Regions from separate parts of the Homo sapiens genome. Here region 2 is linked to region 1. A link is an interaction called in ENCODE POLR2A ChIA-PET data of the cell type or tissue named here. Cell type or tissue: MCF 10A. All regions are shown on one strand. Links, peaks and the distances in the headings refer to the core of each region. The heading gives the core; the rest is flanking DNA.

Evidence for each region. Peaks named below come from ENCODE experiments on the same cell type or tissue, not always from the same donor. Only the 100,000 strongest peaks of a DNase experiment are listed, where the experiment ranks them.
Region 2: POLR2A ChIA-PET joins it to region 1 with 5 read pairs; 2 of 35 experiments call an interaction of 5 or more read pairs at or near these places.

The regions. Positions count from the first base shown.
Region 1 is chr2:207,143,614-207,154,769 of GRCh38, reverse strand. All of the region lies in intron 1 of KLF7 (KLF transcription factor 7), which reads left to right. Among named protein-coding and RNA genes, the nearest start is that of KLF7, 17 kb to the left of the region's middle. RefSeq lists an enhancer at 5,144-5,645. In MCF 10A, for the core only: no CTCF peak of the experiment used is centred there; a DNase peak (open chromatin) is centred at 6,589.
Region 2 is chr2:206,883,336-206,894,491 of GRCh38, reverse strand. No RefSeq gene overlaps it. Among named protein-coding and RNA genes, the nearest start is that of CPO, 51 kb to the left of the region's middle. In MCF 10A, for the core only: no CTCF peak of the experiment used is centred there; no DNase peak of the experiment used is centred there.

The DNA.
Region 1 (11,156 bases), core at 3,756-8,755:
TGTGGAGTTCTTAATTCCTGATAAGAATCAGCTCTCTGACCTAGTGTCTGGCACATAACATCCACTCAACAAATGCTCTTTCCTTCCCCATTTTCCTCTCAATAATAATACACAGAGGCACAATGCTCTTTCTCTCAGTGGTGTCTTTCGTGTCTTGAAGATCCCAGTGAGCCTGGAATGCCCAAGAGACAATAAATGATGGAAGGCAGGGGAAAGCGGAATGCTGGGCATTGGATATGGTATACCTTTTATCCATCCACAAGGGAAACTTTCATTAAGTAATTTGTGCTTGGAACTGGGGGAGGACTAGCAATACCCTTTGTGCCCGGAAACTGGGCCTAGTTTGACATCCTTGGAATTTGCTTGGCTTGTTCATGCAAATGTCCAATCTCTTCCCCTTTCTTTCTGTCCAGTCTGACTTATGACTTACGTATCTTATGTTTTTCTAGCATGCAGTTATTTTTTTTAAGAGCCAGAATTAGGCATATATAACATAATACAGTGCCGGTTACTACACCTGCCATTTCTGCCTTACCTGATGACTGAGCTTACTGCAGCTTATGAGAGTGAATCAGGTTTTATGAGATCTATAAATATCTCAGATCGGATTTTTATTTCATTTTCCCCCTTCAAATAAGACATAATGGAAGCACTCACATACATAAGGAATATTCTTTCTGTGATAAAGTAGGGTGTTTTTGAATTGGCCTCTGAAAAGCAATAATTTGATGTGGTTGTTCCTGTTGAGAGTTTTATGGGGGAGGGGAAGAATCATGCATATGCTGCTATAAAACTCAAAAGATTATATCTTCATATTTAAGGTTTAGCCTAGCACCTATGGAGAGATTTATTTCAGAGATGCCAGCCCTGTGTGAAGGCTGCATTCTCTCCTTCTGTAGATTATATATTTGTGTTTTCTTAGCTACAGAGAAACCAGGGAAGGAAAGTCCCATTGGCTAGCAGGAGGTGGGCTCCCCAAAGGAACTTTTCAGTTCTTTGTCTAGTCTCTTTCCAGCTGCCCCAAGGGAGGATGTTCTCATCTTTCTCTCTACTTCATGATTTTCCTGCAAAGATTTTCCACTACTTGATATATCTCACTGAGGTTTTTTTTTCCCCTGGAATTACACTTAAGAAAAAAAAAAAGATTCTTAATAGCCAATACCAGGAATGGAAGTTATTTTTCTCACTTTGCTCTTTGAGAAGCATCTAGAAGGAAACTTGAACACCTAACTTTAAAAAATATATTACAAAATAAACCATGACACAGCCATGGTAAGTGTCTCACTTTACCTCTCTGTAAAATCAGCTCTGTTTGCCATGTCTGACTCAGGGCAGTAAATTTAACTATAAATTTAACTATTGTTTTTGAGAAACAAAATGTCTGACTCTGAACCTTTCATTGTTGTTGTTTTTTCTTTTTTAGTACGACCTCCCTCTATTTCTTCCCCCAGTTCTCACTAGCTTTGTGTTTAACTAGATGATAATTTAATTTGTTCTTAAAAGAATAAACCATGTGAACTGAGTATACCTGAACCAAAGGTGTGCGGAGGACTTTGGGTTAATGTCATTTTTATTTTTGCTGTTGTTTAACATCATCTCGGTGTGTAACATAATCCTAGCACTTTGGCTTTGCTGTATACACTCGCTGCTCTGTGGTTATCATCAAATGATGTGACTTCTCTAGTCCTCAGTTTCCTCATGTGAACAGTGTAGGTAGATTTAGGAACAGTGAGATTATCAGACATACAAACAGTAAGCTCCTAGACTGAACTGGCTTGAAGATGTGTTTTATTTGGCCGGCATGCATATTTCAATTCCCTTTAATTTGAATGCTTTTAGACAGATCGTGCACTCTTCAATTAACCCTGTCCCCACTATTTCCACCTCGCTTAATTTCTGATCTCTGGCCCAGTGAGCATGCATTTGGGCTTGTGACTAGCATCTCTCTAAGGCACCTTCCGCTCCAAAATGTTCTGATTTGGGGACAAGCTTTATTTATCAATCACAGTCTCAAACTGGCTTGCTTTCTGCTCTCACCCAGAACCATTTTCATTTCCTTTTAGATTTCTCTGCCTTGTTGAGTGTCTTTGTTTGGGATTCTATTTTATAAAGCAATTTCCAAATCGCATCTCACTTTTTCCTAGTCATTCAGGTTCTGTTGTAGATCATCGAAATCTGGGATGGAAAAGACCATCTGGTTCACCCCTCCCCCTGCCTGGGCTTAGCAGTTGCTCTAGAGCATGTTCATTCCTTATTGGTATTTGTAACATTTTCCAATTTGGAAACTGACTGATTTTCCTGAGCATGCAGCCTCTTGGTCTAAGTGGGAGTAAAATGAGACAATACCAAACAATTTTTTTTTCCCATCAGACATCCCTCATTAACAAAAAAGCCTGCTATTGTCACAGTTTCTTTTGCCACTCCCAGAGACCCAGCTGGTCAGTTGTAGTAAAAACTCCGTGTGTGTGTGTGTGTGTGTGTGTGTGTGTGTGTGTGTAAGAAAAACATGTAACCAGTTCTTAGTTTTCTTAGTCTGACATAGAAGCATGTTGTAGAGAATTCCATTAACCGCTGTAACTGCTTATTTTTTTGTGGAAGTGGATTTTATATGACTTGTTTCACTGAGGAAGTGATGCTTTTTGTGTGAAAAAGTCCAGGGTATTATAATAAAGTACTTTCCTGAGAATCAAGTAATGTGTTTTCTTCCTACCCTTGGCACTCAAATACTGCCAGCAAGGCACTTGGCCTTCCTTTTCTAATGCTTTTAGGATGCTATTCTACATTAGGGGTGTTTTTAAAAAGTGTTTTCTTTTATATTGGCTTTCTTACATTACTAAGGATATCATTTAGGTTGACCAGATGGTGATTTTTAGGGTCATTCTTTTCCTGATTAAAAAAAGCCATTTAAAAAAATTACTTGCTGCTGGGTGTTCCTCCATTTTTCCAATCTCCGATTACTTTTTTTTCTTTTTAAAAAATTTTGAGTGCCAAATAAAGGCCCAAGATTATTACTATTTTGTGTGTGTGTGTGTGTGTGTGTGTGTGTAAAATTTTTCAAAACCAATGACTATTTGACTGTGTGAATTAGCTACTATTAAAATATTTCTGAAAAATATTTCTAAAAAGGAAGAGAGAGAAAAAGAAAGGGAAAGGCAGACATTATGTGGTCATAGAATGTCCTTGCACAGTTTTCCCTGCAAAAGAGAACCAGAATGCAAACCAGTTGTCCTCCTACCCAAGATGCGCCTGCCTTTTTCCTCCAGCTTTTGCACCCAGGAGCTCTTTTTTATGCCCCATATTTATAGAGACTAGGACTTCACAAATACCAGAACTTGAGGAGTATTAGACATCTCTTTCCGATCCCTCCCCCCTGCCCTCCTCAATTTGCGGATAACTGGCCTGAGCTTCAGAGATCATTATTTAAGCCCAAGCCAGTATTGGACCCTCAAGAATTGTGAGCCTCCTTGCAATATTTTAAACATATTCACATGTTAACACAAGGCATGGTGCAACATGGCTGAGGGAACTGCTTCTCGAAGGGTGGGCTGAGTTCCACAGGGCTTCATAAGCGCAGTGTTGATAACACAGAATTACCTCGGGAGGCAGTTTTATTCCCATTGCTGTTTTCTTTCAGTCCTTTTAACTCAAGGAGACAGTCAGCTTTGAGGTGCCATGTCTTTAACGCCTCTCTAAGGCTTGGTAAACTCTCCTCACCCCTCCTTTTCACCCTCCCTCCCTCCCTTCCTTTCTTCCTTTTTTTTTTTTTTTTTTTAATAAAGAGAACAGGTCTTACACTCAGAGCTTTTGACAGGCAAACCTCCAGTTGAAAGTTTGTAATATTGTTTTGATTTTGTTGTTTTTAATTTTATGATTATCTTCTATTAATGAACATTTGCAGGAAAAGAATTTAAAACACATGCAGCCTTAATATATAATGCCTTAGTGAGGCAAGTAAAAATGAAAACAATAGGGGAATGATTGTACAGATGGAATGCTGATTTGGTAAAAATCCGTGAAGGTGAAATGAAATTGAAGTTTGAAAAATACCGGTGTCGTGGAAAATTCAAGGGATTTGGCATCAGAAAACCTGGAATTTAGTCCTGACTTTATCAGTATAAAACAAAGCAAATTATTAAATTATATTTCCCATATGAAGTGCAGGGCTTATGATAGTAGGATTGCTCTAATCAAATGCTATATGGATGTGAGAGTGCTTTGTAAACTGTTACATGCTGTACGGTGTAATTGTTTTCTATTCTGCAGTGGGGGAGGCTTTTGTTTCAAGCCTTAAACTATCGCTTCTTGTTGGCTTTCTTCCTCTTTATGATTTCTATTCAGTTTTCCGAGCAGGAACTTAGTGACTTTTTATTTGTTCCAGTGGGGCTGTTACTTGAACCTTAATTGTGGTACTTTGAAAAATTTCCTACTGGTTGTCTAAATGGGGACGTAAAACTTTGTAATTTATTTCGTGTGTATTCATGTGTGTTTGCTTTAAGCTAAATTTTGCAAAGTAAACTTAGTCTGTGGAATACAGTATTGTATAACTATTGGATAGATATAATATGCTTCTCTTTAGTTTTTAAAATACATTCTTAACAATTGTATTTTACCACATTCATGAAACAATCATGTGCATTTGTATATGTCTGTATGTGTGTGTGGTTGTGGGGGAGGGTGGTAGTGGTATTCAGGGATGAAGGAAGTCTGGGTTTTGGGTAAAACTGAGAATTCTGGGGACTATTTGCTTCTGAAAGTAGACATCTGTGTGGCTACAGTGACTCATTAACAATACACTGTCACATGTTGTTAGATAATAAGAAGACGGGGACTTACCTGGATAGGAAGTCCTGGACTTACCTATATGTCTACGTCCATGGAAGCCTCCTAGTTTATGGCACACTGGGGTCAGAATGACAGAGCAGTATGTTGCTCTTGGAGATGCAGACTCTTGTCCTAGCCCAGGATAAAGTTGGTAGAAGGTTACTGCAGCTTGGAAGGAAGGTTGAACTCAGACCCGAGGACCACATTGACTGTGTTGGCCAAGCCCCTGTGAACTCTTCAAATGAATATGTTGAGATTTACATCCTGCTTAAGACAGGTGCCATACTGACAAGGATTGGGGAGCCCAGGTGTCAGGTACAAAGCTGCACTCTCATACTGCCTTACCTAGAGTACTGGTTGAAATGAAGGCATATCTGCAGCTCTGTCTGTGAGAGGCTCTCCCGATGTCTTCCTGTTGCCAAAACTGTGGCAGGAGTGCCTTATCAACAGTGGACAGCACCACCGCTGAGCAGAGTGTGAGCACAGGAGTCAGCCGGGATGGATCATCAGAGATTTCTTGGACTACTAACAGTGCTGCCAGTAGAGCAGATATGGGCAAGCCTGGGATATGGGCCCAGGAGGCCCCTTTCTCTATGTTAGTCTGGCACCCCTGCTGAACCTCAGCAGTGATAAGTGCTAGAAAAATGTATGGCTAGTCTAGAAGACAAAGGCAGAGCCTCCTGGAGAGAGAGTGACAGCGCTGAGTGGGGGTGTTGCTTTTAACAGATTTTTAATTTTTTCTCCTCAGAAAATTATTGAAGATCATCTCCAAAAAGAAAACACACCAGTTTCTTATTATTGACTATGAAATCAACATGACTGGGTGGGACTGGGGAAAAGACAGATTTATCAGTCCCTAAGAGCTGATGGAAACTGCATCCTTTAGGTGGAACACAGAGTTGGCTGTAAGGAGACATTCCTTTGTTTTTGTTGTCTTGAACAAAAGGAAGGACAGTAGATGACACAGGTAATGACTGGGTATATCATATATTAAGGGCACCAAGAATTTAGAGAATGGGGAATCAGGTGAGGGTGGAGGGGTGATAGGAGATCCCTGCCCCCAAAGCAGATGTTGGCAAAGGAAAAGTCAGAGAGCAGGAGTCATAAAGATGGCCCCGGGGAGTCAGCCTGGTAATGTCAGTGAGTGAGGAAGGCACAGTATAAGGCACTAGAGAGTGGTGGGAACTGTGGTGACATAGAAAGTATAGACCCTATCTGAAGGGGCAGTTGCCATTCATCTCCAGCCAAATACTGCTCAAGAGAGTTGCAGAACCTGTCGCCAGATCTTTTGGTTTTTCAAGAGAAGCTAGAAATCTGAATTTTTATTTGAAGTCCCCTGATTTTAAAAAAATATGGGCAAAATGAAAGTAGTATATATGTCAAAAAACCATTGTGGGCTGGATCTGATCACTAGGCTACCAGGATTTTTGCTCATTACTATCTTTTTGGGTTGAGTAGCTTTGTCTTTATACATCCATTCAAAGCAAAAGCTTGCATGTAGAATGACCATGGGAAGCAGTACCGCATGGTGGCTTGGGAGGAGCCTCTCTTGCTGTGCCTGACTGGGTAGACCCTAGGTCAAGTCGAGCGGGTCCCTGAAGCTCACAGCTTCCATTTGCCCTGGCCCCAGACTTCCATGAGTAAGTGAAGGTGAAGAGGGACAGGAATGTCAGCCTCTCAACCAACCTCTGTAGGGATTTGTTGGGACATACCTTTGGCTCAAACTTCCACATGAGAAATTAAATTCTGGGATCAGGAATGTGACAAAACACTTGAGTATGCAGCTGGATTTTTGCCACCAATTTGATTTACAGGGAAGTGTTGCCATAAAATGCTTGAGATCATGAATTGGACAGACTCCCCATCTGGAGAGCCATACCTTTCTCTGTGAAATTAAATATTTATGTACTTTTAAGGTTTAGTTTTGATTTTTAAAAAGCGGGTAGAAGCTTAACTATTAAAAAAAAAATGCTTCAGATCAAGTGGTAACATTCCAAGTTCACTGCAGTTAGCTTTATTGGAAAACATGGTTTTGTCTTTTAAAGAAAATCAAACGCTTCCTAAAACATTTCAAGAACTGGCTGATGTTACAACTTTGGCCAGCAGAACCCATCGAAGCCACCGAGGCGAGGGGCTGGTGTTAGTATCCGGCATATCGTGTTACACAGGAGCTTCGCCAGCTTCTCCCAATGGCGCCATCTCATGTAGCTATCCTAAGACGTATTTTATTTTGAGCCACTTTCTCAGAGGGAATTGGGTGGGTGTGGTCGTAAGAACACCTAGAAAATAGGGGTGAAACCTTTATGGGGCCAGGGGAGCCATGGCAGAGGGTGGAGTGGGGGATAGAAGCCTTCAGACTCCTCCGCCCCAGCCACTCTGCACCTGGGGCCTTTCAGCTGTTAAAATGAAAAGCCAATTATCTTCTGTAAATGAGGGAAAAAAAGAAGGAATAAAAGTGTCTATTATGTATGCTGATATGCATAACACTTCAAATAAAAGGATATATAAGCACTTGACAAATTGAGGGAGAAGGAGGGGAGAGTGCTGGGGGCAAAGAAAGTCAGATTTTTACTTTTTATACCTTTTCTGTTCTGTTTCAATGTTTTTGACCTTCATATATGATCATTGCTTTTAATTTTTTTAAGAGCAATTTAGGTGATGGAATGGTGGACCACTTATGTTATCCTGTGTTTCTGTTTTTTGAAATTTTATTTGTTAACTGAAAAAACAGCAGGCATCTTAAGAGGACCAATAATTTGGACCACTAACCACTGTCTATAATTACAGTACAATTGCTGTTCTTTTAATGGGAGCAACAAATTTGCCACACTTCACCCCTCTCTTAACCTATTTGAGAAGATAGGTATAGGAACCAGACAGAGGTCAAATATCAGCTTTATTATTAATGAAACTGGATTTATACCCAATTGGCAAGTGCAGTCTCAATTTAGCTTCCCCATACTTCCCTGTGCCCAACCCCTTCTAGCCCATGGGCTGACTTATACCATGGGAAAGTATATGTTGCATAGAATAGCAGGTTGCCAGGAATGTCCGTGCCCTACCTGTCCTATCTGGGCATCAGTGGGGCATTCATGTTCTGGCCCCAAGCTGCTTCCCCCATGGAAGAGGGCAGAGTAAAGCCCTCCAGGAAAGAGGCCGGATGAGAGACAAATGGGCCATGCACTGTTTTCTCTTTCTTCCGTTTTTCTGGTTTTTTTTTCTTCTTTTTGTTTTTTCTTCCAATGCTACCACTTTCTCTCTTGAGCAGGAATAAGTAAAAGGAAGAAAGGAAGTCCAGAAGCCTTACTTCCAGGATATCCTGGAAGATACTTACTTGTGGGAGTGGAGATCCCCAAGGGAAACACAGGACAACAGAAAGGGTCCCCTAAGGAGAAGGAAGACTGAGAGAAGGGAATATTCCAGAGGAGGTAAAGGGGAGGATCCCATAAAGCAAGGGAAAGGGGTCTGGTGCAGAAAGCAAGACGGGAAGCAGCAGTGACAGCTTTATATTGGTCTGACTCAGGGGAAGGGGGCAAATCCATATTGTTCCAGGCCTTGGTACTTGAAGAGCATAGGCCAGAAAGTGACTGGGAGTCCTCAGGGGAGGGGAGTGATCTAAGATATGCTTAATTCTAGTGTGTCTTGAATTCCCCCAAAGTAACCTGCAAGAGAAAATGGAGAGAATGTGGGGAATATACATGGTAGCTTCAATGGAAGGAAGGGTGATATGTATGAAGAGATGAGAACAGGAGAATCTCAAAAACACCCTGGCTGCATAGAGGGCTTTGTGCTTTATGTATTCACCTGTCCACTTGCCTGTTGGTCACTTTATATCAGAATGTTATTTACTTGTAGTCCTGCAGTTGACTGGCCCTTGCTGGAGCAGGGTCCATCACCCATCAGCAAGGGATGAAGACATTAGAATGGTCACACTCGTTCATAATAAACCATTGCAACTCTTGAGAAGGAAGTAGAGAATGCTCAATTTCATCGCTATAATTTATTTCTCTTTGGTGATTTTTTGGTTCTCTTTCTTTAGTTCATTCACTTAATTTCTCCACCCTTCTCCTTCCTTTCCTCATTCCTTATCTCTTTCTTCCTTTCCTGGGGTCCTTCTGTGTGCCCCACACTGTGCTAGGTGCTGAGGATGCAGTGGTGAACCTGACATTGCCCATGCTCTTGTGGAACTTAAAGTCTAGAGGTGGACCTGGAAGATAAATAGGCACAGAAGTTTAAATTGTGATTGGGAAATAAGGGAAAGATTAGGGTGCCAGGAAAGAATACTCCTTAGTGACATTCACAGTCACATCTGACATAATGAAGGAATATTTCTACTCATCTTCCCAAAAATATTCTTCTCAAAAACTTTTCCTGAAAGTTTACAGTTACCACTCAAAAGGAATCTAAAATGGAACAGACATTGAGAACACTTACAACTGACACCTGTATTTCATTTATGATTAGTCTCTTTTTGGGTTTGATAACTTCCCATCCATGTATCTACCTGTAATTTTCATCTTGCTAAGCAAAAAAGTTGTCATACTTTATATAGTAGGTATATTGCCAGTGTTGAATAGATGTATTATTGTTTAAAGGTTCATTAAAAGAAACTCTCAACTTCTTTCTTAGTGTATTTGTAGTATTTCTTCCATTGGAAAAAAATGAGTGAAGAATAGGAAAAGTTATTGGGTCTTTCCATGTTACATATTAAATCATGTCAAATAAGAGATTTTGACTGAGCCTGCCAGTAAGGTCTTAATGATACGTTACTGCACAGTATTTCCTAACAAAGTCTGTATACATGTAAGCAGCAGGTAGTTATGGTCATCAGTGGTGGCAATTCGTTTTTACAATATAGATACGAGAGTTCCATTCCTTAAGTTCTGCCCCAGAACGGACTGGTGAGTTGTCACTGTCCCTGTTGACAAATGTGAATAATAACTAAAAATACTTCAGGCTGCATTTGTCTGATTCTGGCTTGGTATGTGGCTAAAGGGGAAAAAAACCTTTCTGGGAAGTGTGATGCTTCTTTAACAGCAAATGGATTGAATTGATGCAAGTCTGATGTGCAACAGGGGGTACTTAACCTTCTATCTAGAATCAAACGCCAGAATTGGAGAAGCTGAAGCCAACCACGACTTCATAAAGATAAGACATTTACTTGATCTGCATGACTGGAGGAAGGATTTGGGGACTAAGATGTGTTTGAAAACTTAGTTGGTTTACTTTTAATGTCAGCAGATTTGCTGCCCTGAAATGACAGATATGGAAGCTGCTTGGGGATAGTGGCAGGATGACCGAAAGACCAGCACAGATCTTCAAAGAAAGGGGAAGACTGAGCCACCCTGTGTTCATTGGGTATCATGGGAGTTGGTGATAGAGGCAGTTGGCTTGGGTCATATGACCTATGAGAGGGAAACAGTGACCCAGCTGGGTGGGAGTCCTAGGCAAATCAGAAGGAACACAAGGATAGGGTTGGTGGTGTCATTTTCATGAAGTAGAGCTATTATTTCGTTCTGGTGAAAAAATGTATAAGTGTTCATTTGGGTACTTGTCGGTAACCCAAGAAAACAGAGTGAAAAATGATTGACAGTGGATGCTTTAAAATTTGTGACTGCAGATGAAGGAGCATCCCATTTGTATGACACATTTAAAACTTCTGCCTTAGGTTAGTCCCTTGACATGACTTTTCACTTGCTGGCATTTTGGAAGTCTATGCCAAATGACAGCTCTCTGCCACCCAGCCTTTGCTCAGTCTAGCTATGCTTTTTTTTTTTTTTCTCCCCCCCGCTGTGACGACTCCTAGACCAGGGCCAGGGTTTTTATGGGAGCCTCTCTACATTGCGTTCATCTGTTGCGCTTACACAAGCAGTTGCCTCCCTTGAGTTAAGACTCTAATGAAGCATGCTTTCCCCTGGAGCCAGCCTGCCCCTCCCCTGGCCTCTCTCTCTCCACCAAGGCAGAGAGCGAAGCCCTCTCTTATGATATTGCAGAGTTAATAATGCTGCTCTATTGGTTTTGTGAGCCTCTCAGTCACAGGGGGAATGTGTGGGGGATGGGCCCCAAGCTAGGAAGTGTGCCTCCTCTAACTCTCTTTCCGGCCCTGAAGCTTTTGTTTTGAATCTGGAAGCTTCAGACCAGGGCTGGATTTCCAAAGGTCAAATGTGCCTGCACATTTTGTCCTTAATGAGTGAGCCTTGCCCTGGAGCCCTCGCTGAAGGCGCCTGCGTTGAATCTGAGTAGTAGCCACAGAAGCAGTAGCTCCATAGCCAAATCCATTTGCCTGACATGCCACCCTTGAGAGAGCCTCCACGAGCCACTGAGGGTTACTGGCC
Region 2 (11,156 bases), core at 3,559-8,558, 260 kb after region 1:
ATTCTCAGCAAACTATCATGAGATCAGAAAACCAAACACTGCATGTTCTCACTCTTAAGTGGGAGTTGAACAATGAGAACACATGGACACAGGGAGGGGAACATCACAGACTGGGGCCTGTAGGGGGTGGGGATCTAAGGGAGGGATAACATTAGGAGAAATACCTAATGTAGGTTACAGGTTGATGGGTGCAGCAAACCACCATGTCACGTGTATACCTGTATAACAAAACTGCACGTTCTGCACATGTAACCTAGAACTTAAAGATAATAATAATAATAAAAGAAAAGGTAATGCTAAGGTTTATATGGAACCAAAAAAGACTCAGAATAGCCAAAGCCAACCCAAGCAAAAAGAACAAAACTGGAAGAATCACATTACCTAACTTCAAATTATACAACAGAGCTATAACAACCCAAAGAGCATCATACTGGCACACAAAAAGGCCCACAGACCAATGAAACAGCATGAAGAACCCAGAAATAAATTTATACATCTACAGTGAACTCATTTTTGACAAAGGTGCCAAGAACATACAATGGTGAAAGCACGGTCCTTTCAATAAATATTGCTGGGAAAACTGATATCCATATGCAGAAGAATGAAACTAGACCCCTATCACTCACTGTATACAAAGTCAAATCAAAATGGATTAAAGACTTAAATCTAAAGCCTCAAACAATGAAACTAGTAAAAGAAAATATTGGAGAAACTCTCTAGGACATTGGTTTGGGCAAAGGCTTTTTGAGTAATACCCCTAAAGCACAGGCAACCAAAGCAAAAATGGACAAATGAGATCACATCAAATTAAATAGTTTCTTCACAGTAATGGAAGCAATCGGCAAAGTGAAGAGACAACCCACAGAATGGGAGAAAATATTTTCAAACTATCCATCTGGCAAGGGATTAATAACCAAAATATATAAGAAGCTCAACTCTATAGGAAAAAAATCTAATAATCCAATTTAAAAATGGGCAAAAGATCTGAATAGATACTTCTCAAAAGACATGCAAATGGCAAAAGTGTATATGAAAAGGTCCTCAACATCACTGATCATCAGAGAAATGCAAATCAAAACTACAATGAGATATCATCTCACCCCAATTAAAGTGGCTTTTATCCAAAGACAAGCAATGACAAATGCTGGTGATGATGTGGAGAAAAAGGAACCCTCATATACAGTTGGTGAGAATGAAAATTAGTATAGCCACTATGGAGAACAGTATGAAAGTTCCTCAAAAAACCAAAGATAGAACTAACATGTGATCCAGCAATTCCACTATTGGATATTTATCCAAAAGAAGTGAAATCAAAAAAGACATCTGCACTCCCATGTTTATTGCAGCACTATTCCCAATAGCCAAGATTTGGAAGTAACTTAGGTGTCCATCAACAGATGAACAGATAAAGAAAATGTGGTACATATACACAATGGAGAACTATTCAGCCATATAAAAGAATGAGATCCTGTCATTTGCAACAACATGGATGGAACTGGAGGACATTGTGTTAAATGAAATAAACCAGGCACAGAAAGACAAATATCACATGTTCTCACTCATTTGTAGTATCTAAAAATTAAAACAATTGAACTCATGGAGATAGAGAATAGAATGATGGTTACCAGAGGCTGGGAAGGGTAGTGGGGTATAGGGAGGATGGAGATGGTTAAGAAGTATAAAAATATAGTCAGCCAGAATAAATAAGATCTAGTATTTGATAGCACAACAGGGTGACTACAGTCAACAATATCATACATTTTAAAACAACTAAAAGAGTATAATTAGAATGTTTGTAACACAAGAAATGATCAGTGCTTGAGGTGATGGATACCTCATTTACCCTGATGTGACTTTTAAGTACTGCAAGCCTGTATCAAAACATTTCATGTACCCCATAAATGTATACACCTACTGTGTACCCATTAATTTTTTAATTATTAAAAAAAAAAAGAAAGACAAGTCACAAACTGGGAAAAAGAAAAAATCTTATGAGGCACAATATATGTGAAAAAAGAACTCATATTCACAAATACAAAATACTCTTTACAAATAAACAAGATAAAGACCAATGACCCGATTACAAATGAACAAAAGACTTAAACAAAAATAAATTTATGTAAAGCCAATAAGAACACAAAAAAGGTGCTTAACATGATTGTCATGGAAATGCAAATTAAAGGCACAAAGTAACATGGTTTTGCAATTACTTAGAATGTGTAAAATTTTAAAAGTTTGATAATATAAGGCAAGGATATGGAACACCTGGACCCCTCATATATTGTTGATGGAATGTAAAATTCTATAAAAACTTCAAAAAAACTGTTTCCGGTCTCTTATAAAATTAAACATACATCTACCCTATGTCTCAATAATTCCAGTCCTAGGTAAGAAATGAAAGTATATATCCAAAAAAAAAAAAACATGTGCAATGATGTTCCTAGAAGCTTTGATCATATTAGCCAAAAACTGGAGACAATCCACGTATCTGTCAACAGAAGAACATATAAACAAATTGTGTTATATCCATTCATTGGAATAGTCCTCAGCAATTAAAAAAAATGAACAAAATAAAAAGGTCCCCAAAACATGTCAAACAAGAAAAGCCACACACAAAATAATCATGGTGTTTGATTCCATGTAAATGAAATTTGAGAAGAATAAAATAGATCTGTGGTGATATAAATCAGAAAATAATTGCCTCTAATAGTTAATAATGGAGCATGATGAAATTTCTGTTGCAGTTGGATTGTTCTCAAGTATTTTTACTTGCAGGGTTTTAGAAAGGGTTTCGAACAGATACAGGGGGAAAGAAACCCCACAAGGTTACCAAGGTTAAATTTATCATTTTTTAAGATGAGATAGATAGCAATTTCCTCACACGGTTGTATCTTCAAGGTCATCACACATCTGCCAAATTTAGTATTGTAAAAATCAGGAATTACTTTTTCCTAAAGAGTTAGCAACTTAGTAGAAAGGATTCAAGGTTTTATTTATTTTGAAGACTAGTGTTAAAGAGTGTCCTTTTATTGTTTTCCCTTTGTTTTGTTTTTATCTCAGGATGCAAAGAGCTTGTTTTTGTTTTCTGGGTTTTTTTTTTTCACTGTGATACATGAATATGTTAGTCATTTGGTACTAAGACAAGGTATTCCCTTTGCTTTCTCAAAATAAAAGACTCTATTCCAACACCAGAGATTCTTAGGAACATCAAGGTTATTGTTGTCATTGTATTTTGCTGTTATACCATATGCCTTACTCTTAATAAGTAAAAGTCCTTCCTATGGTCGCTAGGAGATCAGGAAGGAACATAATAAATCTTATTTTAATTGTATTAGTCTTCTCACAGGCTTCCTTTTGTGGTTTTCTGCCAGAAGCAGTAAGTACTGTTGCCCCCAAAGAAGCATTGGAAGATGTGTAGGAGCATTTTTTTTGTTGTCATAGTGACAGAGTAGCACTACTAGAATTTTATAGTTGGAGACCAGAGACACTACATATCCTATAATGTATGGGATAGTCCTGAATAATGAAGGACTGTACCAACCAAATGCCAGTAGCACTCTGCCTTAATCCATCAGGATAGCCATAACAAAATACCATAGACTGGGTGGCATAAAAAATGGTAATTTATTTTCTCACAGTTCTGGAGCCTTAAAGTCCAAGGTCAAGGTTCTGGCACAATTCAGTTTCAGGTGAGGACTCTTTTCCTGGCTTGCTAATGGCATCCTTCTCACTATATTTTCACGTGGTAGAGAGAGAGATAGATCTCTAGTGTCTCTTCTTGTAAAGACATTAATCCTGTCAGATTAGGGCCCCAGCCTTTTGACCACATTTAACCTTGTTCTAAAATATTGTCACATTGAGGGTTAGGGCTTCAATATACGAATGTTAGGGGCAACACAGTTCAGGCCATAGGACATCCCTATTGAGAACAGTAGAGGTTAGTCTGTTCCAGTTTAGGATTATACCAAAAGATTAAAACTAACATTAGTCAACTGATATGGTTTGGCTTGGTGTCCCCGCCCAAATCTCATCTTAAATTGTAATCCCCATGTGTCCAGGGAGGGACTTGGTGGGAGGTGATTGTGTCATGGGGATGGCTTCTCCCATGCTGTTCTTGTGATAGTGAGTCAGTTCTCATGAGATCTGATGCTTTTGTGTGTTTGATAGTTCCTCCTTCACACTCATGCTGTCTCTTGCCTGCTGCCAGGTAAAACGTGCCTGCTTCCCTTCTGCCATGATTGTAAGTTTCCTGAGGCCTCCCCAGCCATGTGGAACTGTGAGTCAATTAAATCTCTTTTCTTTATAAATTACCCAGTCTCAGGCAGTTCTTTATAGCAGTGTGAGAACAGACTAATACATCGACCATTGTGGAAAGAAGATTGGCAATTTCTCCAAGAACTCAAAGCAGAATTATCATTTGACCTAGGAATCCTATTATTGGGTGCATACCCAAAGGAATAAAAATTGTTCTACCATAAAGACACATACACATGTATAGCACACATGTATAGCAACACTATTCACAATAGCAAATACATGGAATTAACCTAACTGCCCATTATGGTAAACTGGATAAAGAAAATGTGGTATATATACACCATGGAATACTACAAAACCATAAAAAAGAACAAAGTCACGTCCTTTGCAACAACATGGATGGAGCTGGAGCCTATTACCCAAGTGAACTAACGCAGGAACAGAAAATCAAATACCACATGTTCTCACTCACAAGTGGAAGCTAAACATTGAGTACACATGGACCCAAAGGACAGACACTGCGGCCTTCTTGAGAGTGGAGGGAAGGAGGAAAGTTAGTATCGAAAAACTACCTATCAGGGCCAGGCATGGTGGCTCAAACCTGTAATCTTGGCACTTTGGGAGGCTGAGGCGGGTGGATGTCTTGCGGTCAGGAGTTCGAGACAAGCTTGGTCAACATGGTGAAACCTTGTCTCTACTAAAAATACAAAAATTAGCTGGGTGTGATGGCATGCACCTGCAGTCCCAGCTACTTGGGAGTCTGAGGTGGGAGGTTGGCTTAAGCCTGTGAGGCAGAGATTGCAGTGAGCTGAGATCATGCCACTGCACTCCAGCCTGGGTGACAGAATGAGACCCTATCTCAAACAACAACAACAACAACAACAACAACAACAAACTACCTATCATGTACTATGCTTATTTCCTGGATGACAAAATAATCTGTATACTTAATCCCCATGACAGGCAATTTACCTATCTAACAAACCTGCACATGTACTCCTGAACCTAAAAGTTTAAAAAAATAGCAAAAGCTAATATTACTTCCTTAGGAAAAATGAAAATAATGCCTTTGTGATAAATCTAAACTTCTGATCATGGCATTCAAGACCTTTTAAATCCCATCACCAGACTATTTTTCCAGTCTTACTTCTAACCAGTTCCCCAAATTACTCACTATTTCCCTAACTCCATTCTCACTTTCAGGACCTTTTGCCTTCACCCATGTTATTCCCTCACCCTGGAAGGCACTTCTCTTTTCAGTCTGCCTAAGAATATCTACTCATACTTAGAAGGCATACTTTCCAGGACTCCCTCTTTGCAATTTTTTTCTCACCACCAACACCACTATCAGAATCAATTCATTTCTTCTTTGGATTGTGTTGAAATTACTTACAGCCTGTCTACTCTGACAGTTTCATCTTCATATCTCTAGCATCTAACAATCCAAGGTATATGCTCAACAAATATTTCTTGAGTTGCATTAAAATTTAATTAATGTCCATTTTGACATCATTTATTTTTATTTTTTATGTTTTTAAGACAAAATCCCTGTCACCCATGCTGAAGTGCAGTGGCACAATCATGGCTCACTGTAGCCTCAATCACTCAGGCTCAAGGGGTCCTCCCATCTCAGCCTCCTGAGTGCCTGGGACTACAGGTGCATGCCACCATGTCCAGCTAATTGTTTTTTAATTTGTAATTGTTTTGTAGAGATGGGGTCTCACTGTGTTGCCCAGGTTGGGGCTTCCTGTTATAGAAAATTATGATTTAGCACCAACATCACCCCATTTCTTCCTTCCCTATTCTCCTGATATTACTATATCAAAACTTTCATAAAGTAATTGTTCATTGTTTACTTTATAATAACTATACATGTTTAGTAATGGATAATTATATTTTATTTCATGTTTTTTATTTTATCATTTTTACTATAAAATATTATCTCTAATTCATAGTTGGTTCTTGTCTTTGACAAGCATATCATGTTCCTCAAACATCCCCATCACCAACATTTCAACAATGCTGGTAAAACCTCTCTAATACAAATTTTGACTTCTAAATCTACAATGATCATTTTTTGGAGGATGAAATTTTTAACATCCCATATATCTGTATGTGAAACGAAGAGGCTAAATTTATTGCTTCCTAAGTAATGGAGAGCTACTCTTATAAATCTGTCTCTCTGAACAGACCAAGACTTGCTATCTTAAAGGGTTTTAGGAACAGGGAGCTCAGGGGTTGGCAGATTTTCTGAAGCAAGAGTGTTTAGGGATTGGCTGACTTTCAGCTGTGTGGTTTAAGGATGAGCTGACTTTCAGAAGCAGTTCCTGGAGTGATACTGTAGTTGATTGGCTGACCTTCAAGAGCATGACACTATCAACAATCAATTAGGATGGGGTTACTACTTGTTCTGTGGTTAGTTGTTTACTACTTTGGACTAGGGCAAAGGGCAGTCTTTTGATCCTCCTTTTCAAATTAGGAGGCAACACCTTTTCAGTTAGGGCATACATCAGAATCAGCTAGTGTCTTTTAAAACATGGACTGCTGGGCATCACCCCAAACTTTATTATTCAGTAGGTCTTGAGTTTCACCTAAGAATGTTCATATCTAACCAGTTTCCAGTGATGCAGGTGCTGCTGGTGTGGGAACCACACTTTGAGAACCTCTGAGTTAGAGAATAGAAATGTCACAAGGGTAAACGGTAATAGAGTTGCCCAGGCTTAAAGAGCCCTTTGGTGGTGGTAATCTATAAGATGAACTGGGCTATAGTTGGATAGAGGAATGCAAACAGTCATTACACAAGGACAAAGGCTAACCATGGAATTTTTTTCAGGGGCTCATGGATGGCAGGGCTTCGGAACTATTGGTGTGGAATATCTGCTAGAAAGCCATAAAACATTTTGCTCACCTCCTTCTGAAAAATGCATGCATGCCTTTCATTTCTAAATTCTCAGCTAGACAAAAGAGGTCGCTTTCCCTTATGTTTTTCTTTTTTGTAAACATATAATACATAAATGAAATAGGATTTTAATCTCTCCTTCCTTATCAATGTTGCATACATAAATTTTACCATTGCTAATTAGCACATCCATTCAAGGTGGTACATCCTTTATACATCTGAGCAAGCAATTTAATGCCTTAAGAAAAGGAAAATCCCCGGGGGAGAAAATGTGCAGCATCAGTTCCTAACACATGAAAGATGCATGTTGAAAAATCAAGGTCCGTGCCCAAATGTGCAATATAATTTTTGTCTTAAATCCATTCCAGCACAAGAAATATGGTTTCAACTAGATTAAAGATTTTTCTTCTCTTAAGAAATGTGATAGTTGCCAACTAGTGATGGAGTTTCCAGAATTCTTCTCCCAATGCTTAACAGATGAATTTATTGGATGGAAAAGTAAGAGCAAATCTGAGCTTCTCTGGAAGTATGCCCAAACTCAGCAACAGTGATATCAATAAGTGTCACGTGGAGGCATGTATAAAATATAGGAAAAGAGGGAAGTAAACACAAAACTACTGAAAAGGCAGCAAAGTCGAGCATATCTAACCTTGATGGAGCATTGGAGTCAGGGTGTGAGCCTTACCAATCCATCAGCATTGCTCGGTGGCTCATCAGGCTAACCATAAGGAATGAAGGTGTCCTCACTGAAGTAATGAATGCTCAGGAACACAGCATGGCAGCCTTCCAGTTCTCTACAAAGATTATGACAGCTCCAGCCCTCCCCAGTATAGATCTTCCCTACAAAGTGTTACAGACTACCCATTTTCGGAAGCACCAATAACTTCCAAGAGAAGTTCCCCAAAAGTCCAAGACTGTACATATCTTCATTTTGAAATGATAGCATCTTTCTTAATGGTGGGAGAATGCAAGGAATTGAGCACAGAAATTCATTCTTCTCCATGTTTGTAATACCAAGCCACTGATAGTTGGTGGCTTTTCCAAAGTTCTCTATGCTAATTCCTGCCTGTCTAACAGAGCAAATCACTTATCAAGGGTGCAGACTTTCAGCCAGAATAGTATTCATTTTAACAGTATTTTATTTTCAGGGTTTTTTTTCCCACGGTGAGTGAGGAAACACTAGGTAGGATGTATTCTTTTAAGTTTCTCCAATAAGTCCCATGGACAATTCCAGAAGGCTCATGATGGCACAGACTTTCTGTGCACATACAACTTATGTACTTCCTTCTCACTGAGGGATATGCTAGACCGGTGTGACTCTGTTGATTCAACATGCATGCCTGTGCACCCACCCTGTGATGGACACTGTCCCTCTACTGAGCTTCCTATGTGGGTCGAGTCTTCAGTCACCTACAAGTGTGGTCTCCTGATTTCCTACTGGCTTCTTAAACTTGACATTACACAATTTGAAGTCCATTCCTTTGGTTCAAAACCAGTAGGGCTTTGTTCCTTGTGAAAAATACAAACCATCTTGAACAAGTAACACGGTCATTTACTCTTTTCTGCCATTTAACCCAGGAATGTGAATGCTTTCCAAGAAATAGACTTTGGTTGGGGGAGGATAGAAAGCCCAAGATCGAAAGGGTGGGGAGAAAAGCAGGCAGCATCAAACATGGGAACACTTAAGCTTCATTTCACTTCTATCCTACCTCAGCCCTGGTGCTCCATTTTCTGTGCATGTTCCAAACATCTAGCTTTGCATCTCAAAATGTGGTCCCTTAGCAAATGCTATCAAAATCACCTGGGAGCACTGGTCTAGACAGACAGGATGCAAAATATAACAGACAAGTTGAAAATCTACAAGGGATTAACTCTCACCACTACCACCCCATAAAACATAGCACCTTATTGGTACCTATATTAAATATTTGTAGTCGAATGCCTATGTGCCAGTCACTGTGCCAGGTACAGTGGAATAAAACACACATGTAACCCCCTCAGAGTTTACATTTTACTTATGGAGACAGATGTGGAAAGAAGTCATTTCATTATTCTGTAATGAGTGCAATAAAAAACAAGAATATGCCTCTATAGCAGGACATAGTTGGGGCACCTAACCTAGTTGAGGGAGGGCTGTGAGGGAAGACAAGTAGGAATGAGGCAGGAGGAAGGAGTTTAAGGTTGAAAGTGGGAATATTATTTGCGGCAGAGGCAATAACACATATGAAGTTCTGGAGTGAGAGCAGGCCATGCCTCAACCCATGTGGAATGTAGCTACTGTAGGCACAGACAGATGTTTAGAACCTGATGACCATAATGAACCCACTTTTCAAAAAATATGCTTACCTTATAATTTTGAGGTCTCCAAGGAGAAATTGAAAGCTATTTTCTTAGGTTGGAGGGAAGATTGTTACCCTTCTGTTCTCTAACCCACACTACTTTCCAGTCTACTTGAACATCTAAAAGGTCTTTCGCTTTTCTAATGCAAGCTAATCTGTATTTCCAGAAAACTGTAATAAAAACCCAGCTGACCTCTGCCAGCCTGGCTCCAATCATGGACTGCACCTTCCTCCTATATTTCCTCTTCTTTCTGGCAGTGAGTATCTTCCCCAAAGATGAAGCAGAACCTTATTAGGTAAAAGTAATCTATAAAACAAAATTTCTCCTTGTATTAGTCAGAGTCCAGTTAGGAGGCAACAATCTAACTGTTTATTTCAAAAGAGGGAATTTAATATTAATTAAATATTAAATCTGTAGAAGCCATTGGTAATGGAGGGGAGATGACCACATTCACTAGCCAAAGCATCTGGACCCCAGCTCCCACCCAAACAAGTCTCCCCACTCTGCTCATGGTTTGAGCTAAAGGGAATCTTATTATTATCATTATTATTATTATTTGAAGACAGAGTCTCTCACTCTGTTGCCCAGGCTGGAGTGCAGTGGCACAATCTCAGCTCACTGCAACCTCTGCCTCCCAGGTTCTAGGGATTCTCGTGCCTTAGCCTCCCAAGAGTAGCTGGGATACAGGCATGCGCTACCACGCCCAGCTAATTTTTTCCAATCTTTAGTTGAGACGGGGTTTCACCACGTTGGCCAGGCTGGTCTCGAACTCCTGACCTCAAGTGATCCGCCTGCCTCGGCCTCCCAAAGTGCTGGGATTGCAAACATCAGCCACCATGTCCAGCCTAAAGGGAATCTTAGAGGTTTCATTTAATGGTTTAATTTTAAATTTGAGAAACTCAAAGTTGCAAAACATAAAATGATTTTCTCAAGGCACAAGGTTAGCTAATAAGATGTTTAAGTAAGCCAGATAGACACAAACTAAGGGAGAGTCCATGGCAGGCAGGAGGGGATGCATGGGATGCTGGGAGAGAAAATAGAAGGACCAGGGAAAGAATAGCTTAAAGAATAGAGTAGGACTGTATTTGAGCAGTGATGAAAGAGCTCAATTTTCTTCAACAGCCGTACCGTGCCTCTTCATAATTCTTCTCTTCTTGAGTTGTAGAATTACAACTCAATTCACTAAATAAAAATCTTTCAGTGTGTATTGAAACAGTAATACTGACTGAGAATCCACTATGTTCGGTAGCACCTAACACAAAGCAAGAGAGACGGGCTGGCCTCCTCTATCGGGAATGAGATAGGGTCATTGTGGCGGCTCCTCCGCTATCTAGAGATGTGGTCTCACCTTGGGCAAGTCATCTTGCCTCCCTGTGCCTGTTTTCCCCTCTATAGCATGTAGCTAACTCTGTGAGCCCCATTCCTCTCACAGAATTGCCACTAGAATCGCGTTAAGCATGATATGGCTTTTAACTCTTCTATCTCTTAGGATTGATGTGAGAATACCTAAGGAGAAAAAAATGAGTTATGAAAATATAGATAATTGTTGTTTTATATATATTTAATTTTAATAATCAGGAAATAAAAGGAAATAGCATGGTCTTATTGGAGTTTGAGATGGTAATCACTCCCCCTCTTTTCTCTGAGCCCCAAACTAGCT